Regions from separate parts of the Homo sapiens genome. Here region 2 is linked to region 1. The links are chromatin loops, found by intact Hi-C in ENCODE. Cell type or tissue: mammary epithelial cell. All regions are shown on one strand.

Evidence for each region. A loop is a pair of places that touch in the nucleus more often than their neighbours do. Peaks named below come from ENCODE experiments on the same cell type or tissue, not always from the same donor. Only the 100,000 strongest peaks of a DNase experiment are listed, where the experiment ranks them.
Region 2: a loop joins it to region 1, with 3 times the contacts of the local background. A loop is called at or near these places in 6 of 110 quality-filtered maps.

What each region holds. Positions count from the first base shown.
Region 1 is chr15:91,560,702-91,563,201 of GRCh38, forward strand. No RefSeq gene overlaps it. Among named protein-coding and RNA genes, the nearest start is that of CRAT37, 99 kb to the left of the region's middle. In mammary epithelial cell, no CTCF peak of the experiment used is centred here; DNase peaks (open chromatin) are centred at 820 and 1,230; H3K4me3 peaks cover 144 bases; H3K27ac peaks cover 1,740 bases.
Region 2 is chr15:91,693,624-91,696,123 of GRCh38, forward strand. No RefSeq gene overlaps it. Among named protein-coding and RNA genes, the nearest start is that of SLCO3A1, 160 kb to the right of the region's middle. In mammary epithelial cell, no CTCF peak of the experiment used is centred here; a DNase peak (open chromatin) is centred at 1,418; H3K4me3 peaks cover 394 bases; H3K27ac peaks cover 424 bases.

The sequences.
Region 1 (2,500 bases):
GAAAGGACTAAGGGAAGGAGCTATTCAGAAAAACACAGGTGCGTGCACACACACTCAGACATATACACAGATGTACTTAGACAGACTGAAAAGATACTGGAAGAAAGTATAGTGATGTTGTAATCCCAGCACTTTGGGAGGACCATGATGTCAGGAGATCGAGACCATCCTGGCTAACACGGTGAAACCCCGCCTCTACTAAAAAATACATAAAATTAGCTGGGCATGGTGGCATGTGCCTGTAGTCCCAGCTGTTTGGGAGGCTGAGGCAGGAGAATTGCTTAAACCCGGGAGGCAGAGGTTACAGTGAGCCGAGATTGCGCCATTGCACTCCAGCCTGGGTGACAGAGTGAGACTCCATCTAAAAAAAAAAAAAACAAAACAAAAAAGTATAGTGATGAATGTGTTAGCCACAGTTCTGGATTATGGAATTACTGGGGATATATAATCACATGTTGTTTACTGTACTTGTCCCAGTATTAAGCACTTTGCCTTTTTATACACAGAAGTGATAAGACTTCACTAACACTAGTTTGTTATTGTAAATAAAAGGGGGATTGAAAGCTTTGGCAGAGGTAGAAGAGTTCCAGGCAGTAAGAGAATCGTGGGTGCTCTGTGATCCTCAGAGAAGACTTCTGGCAGGTCAGAAACAGATTGCTTTAATGGCGTAAATGAATGGTCACTCAGCGATGGGGAATAGCAGCTCCTGGAAAGGGCTACAAGGTGCTGCCAAACCGCTGCCCCTTCTTGTTTCACCTCCAGTTTATTCTAAGCAGGGGCACGTGTTTTTCTCTTTTGGTCTTGCTATTCTCAGTCTTGGATTACACATCTCTTCTGACTCATTCATCCATTCAAGCTCAGTTGAGAAAGGTTTTAAACCTCTTCCTCTGACAAAGAATCCTTTATTTAAATATGCCTCCTACCCACGAGAAACAAAGCAGGATTCAGTTACCAAGTATTCCAAAAGCCATTGTTTTCTAAGCGTTTGTCATGTGCGCACATTATTTTATTTCATTTAATAAATTCTGGGTTGCCATTCCAAATTTCAGATGAGGAAATGAAGACATGGAAAAGTTGTGTAACTTGTGGAAAATCATACGGCTTGAAATGACCTAACTGGGATTTGAACGGAAGTTGGTTCCAAGCCCATGACCTCGAAAAGGGAGGGCCTAATACTGCCACATCATAGCTATGTTGTTTTCAGCAAGTCATCTCCACCTGAGTCATAATTTTCTCGACTGTAAAGTCAGAATATTTATACATCCCACCAGCCTGTTGCACTGGCTCTTGGCAAGTTCTATAAGATGACACACAGAAAGGAACTCTGTTCATAATGGATCATGCCTGCACACGTGTGATATTTTGTCCACAGACTGAGCCTCTAGGAGACTGCCTACAGAGTTTGGAGGCACATCCAGTAAAGCTGGAATGCTAGGAAATTCAGGGGGTTGCACAATAGGAGGAAGGGGTAAAATGATGATACTAATAGACTGAGTCTGCAGGTGTGGGTTGGTAAGATGCTAGGCAGAGTCTGGGCAAGGTCAGGTGACCAACTGTCCTGACCTGGCCCAGGACTTGGGGATTTCTAGGGAAGTAGGAATTTCTGTGCTAAAACTGGGAAAGTCCTGAGCAAGCCAAGATGAATTCACTTGGGGAGCTTTGAGGACCAGGCAGCTCGATAGTGACACCATCCATATCTCATAGGTGCCAGCCCCTTCTTTGGCCCTTTTGGAAGAGCAGAGAAAAGCGTGCATTTCCAGAAATAATGAGAGATCAAGGAACCACACTCAGAGAGAACTGTAGTGATTCTCCCCCAAACTCATAGCACCCTGAAAGTGGACTCTTCAGAAGTTTCCTCAGGTCACAAGCCCGTGGCCATCCATTTGGGACATAACACTCAGTCTTTTCCAGGGAGGAGGGGAGGGCTCAGTTGGGAGTCAGAAGCCAAGAGAGCAGGCATTTCGAAGTTTGCACACAGCCTTGCATTTGAATGCTGTCCCTCTGCTAATTCACACTTTCCTTAAAATGCACGCTTTTCCATAGGGTTCCTATGCCTTCCTGACTAGTGAGTTCTTGAGCTCTCCCGTCTTTCTTGTGTGGTAATGTTCAGGCAGGACTGAATACCCAGAGTGGACCTGGTGCAGAAAAAGCTGTGACTCCTACCCCAGCCCACAGTATTCCTATTTAGAAAATTCTGCAATCTTATTTTGACACTCCCCAGCTCTCCATGTGAGAGCCAAATTGCCTGGGTTCACATCCTGCTGTTACAAGTTCTTGCCAACTGTGTCCCAGTAAGCAAGTTACTTCATCCTCCTTCCCTATTTTTCTCATTAGTAAAATCAGGGTGATAATTATGATACCTAATATAATTGGTAGTGTGAGGATTAAATAAATTAATACATGCAACGTGCTTAGAACAATGTCTGGAAGCTAGTAAGTACTCAGTAAGTATTAGTGTTTATCAGTTTTTTACCTACCTACTCATTGCACTAGGGTGGTA
Region 2 (2,500 bases), 130 kb after region 1:
ACCACAATTCTTTGTCTCTAAATGCTCGTCTTGACCCCTGCTCTTCCATACCCATAAGCTTATTGTGAAATCGAAGTGGCTTATAAATCCTAAAACAGTGGTTACAGATGAAGTATTTCTGATTCCCTGACATGAACTTGCTATAAAATGAATTCAAAGTCTAGGCAGGACTTACCCTACAAGAATTAGATATCATTCTTTTCAAATTAGGGTAATTTTGGTTTGGATTTAGATGGGTCTTAATTGACTCTTGTATGAATATGTTTCCTATCACATGTTTGAAATTCTCTTTCTTTAGATTAAACAGCATTTTGCTTTTAAAAAATAAAACTGAAAAGCATTTTAGAATAATCACTTTGGTCTTGGTCCTAGCCTATCCATATTTCTGCCTTAAACATTAAAATAGAAAGTATTTGGGGAATAATTAAATTGTATCTGGTGGGATATCTCCCCCCAGTGAGAGAGGAAATGGAACAGGGAGATTTGAAGCAGGCCTAAGAATATAATACTGTGCTGCTGAGCTACAAAAATCCTGCCTGATTTGTAAATTTGCGTTTCCATGGCAACACAAGTGTGTAGTTAAATAATCCTCACTCGTCTAGTACTGAATTCCAGCAACTCTTCCTAAACCTTCATCCTATTCCAATCCCACAGCTGTTGCCATGGAAATGATCAGATAAGATTCAGTCCTAGAGGTAGATGGGCCAACAGTGGGAGCTAGTCCTGGCCTACATATAGCCACTGAAATATTAGGTTTTGCTTTGCTTCCTCCCAATCTTCAAATCACAGAAAGCGGTCGCTTCAAATGAGAGGCTAATTTAGCATGATGTCATGACAATCAGTCTTGGGGTTTGGGCATGTGGAGTAAATGAGGAAAAGTTAACGCCAAAACACTGCTGGGGAATGGAAAAAATCAGAAATGCTTTCCTCTGACTCATTTTTGGAAACTTTCTCCAAGAATCCATTACACCAGGGTATTCTCTCAGGAGGTGGGTGTCCCAGATGCAATTTTCCTAGGCTGGTCCCTGCCCTACCAGGAGGTTAGGTCACACGGGGCCACTCCCCAGGTTTGACAGCCGAGGAGTACCCGTTCGTTCGTTCTGCATTGTTCATGAGGAGTTCTGTTTTTCATAGTTGATGGGAGTTTATAGTGTGCCTCCGGGGTTGACTCTGGCTGTGTCAGCAATGTCTTTAGGACTGACAGAATTTTTCCGTGCCGCTATCAACATCTTTGTATCATGTGCATTCTTGCAAACAGATTGTTTGGGAAGACCTAAAATTTAAATCATTGTTTCTAAGCAATATCCAGAGGATATTTTGTTTACATATTATAGAAAGAAGCAATACTTTGTCTCTTTGAACAGTGTGATCTCATTTATTGTGAAATCTTTGCTGGATACTTCCCTGAAGGGGAGGGGTTAGGCCAGAGTCCAAAGCAATTTTGCCTTTCAGTGAAGCAGATTCCTCGCAGTGTGTGAGCCCTAATATGTCATATGAGAAAAAGACACACCTCACAGTAAAATACGAAATCCCAGTAAAATATGGAAGGGAACTTGAAGTGTCTCTGGAAATCCAATGAGCAGTTTTCAGATGAAGACGCTGAGGCTGGGGTTTCCAATATCTCACGGTTTAGGACTCATGGGTTTTTCTCTGGACTCCCCCTCATGCTGCCACTGCTTTAGGGAAAGATCCAATAGGTACAGCTATCTTTATTTTTATTCTCCTTTTTCCTGGACAGCTCCAGCAGAGTTCCTATAGTGTGGTTCTTATTATTTCCTCTTGGAAGCTTCAGTCATATATGCTAGACACTGTTTCATAAATTTTCACATGCCTATAATTTGTTCAATAAACACTCGCTGAGTTAATATATATATTACATGATTTAAGGTATCATTGGAGTGTGATATAGCTTGGATTCATGTCCCCAACCCAATCTAATGTTGAAATGTAATCTCCAGTGTTGGGGGTGGGGCCCGGTGAGAGCTGATTGAATCGTGGGGGCTGATCCCTCATGAATGGTTTAGCACCGACTCGTTGGTGCTGTCCTCGCAATAGTGAGCGAATTCTGGTGAGAGCTGGTTGTTTAAAGGTGGGTAGCAACTTCTCTCTCTCTTGTTCCGCCACATGAGATGCTTGGTCCCCCTTCAACTTCTGCCGTGATTGGAAGCTTCTTGAGGCCTCCCCAGCAGCGGACGCCTGTATTCTACTTCTTGTACAGCCTGCAGAACCATGAACCAATTAAACCTCTCTTCTTTATACATGACCTAGTCCCAAGTATTTCTTTATAGCCATGTGAGAATGGTTTAACACACAGTGTTTGGAGTAAGAAGCTGCTATCAACGTGTTCATATTGACCTTGTTCCATGTGGCTCCTCTCACCATAGTGACAGAGCGATAAGGTGGCAGCTTCTAGGACCTGCTTAGACGTACTCTCTGAGCAAGTTGTATGTTTTAGGTGGTAAAGGTTATGACTTTCAATGACACGGAGTAGAATTTGCTC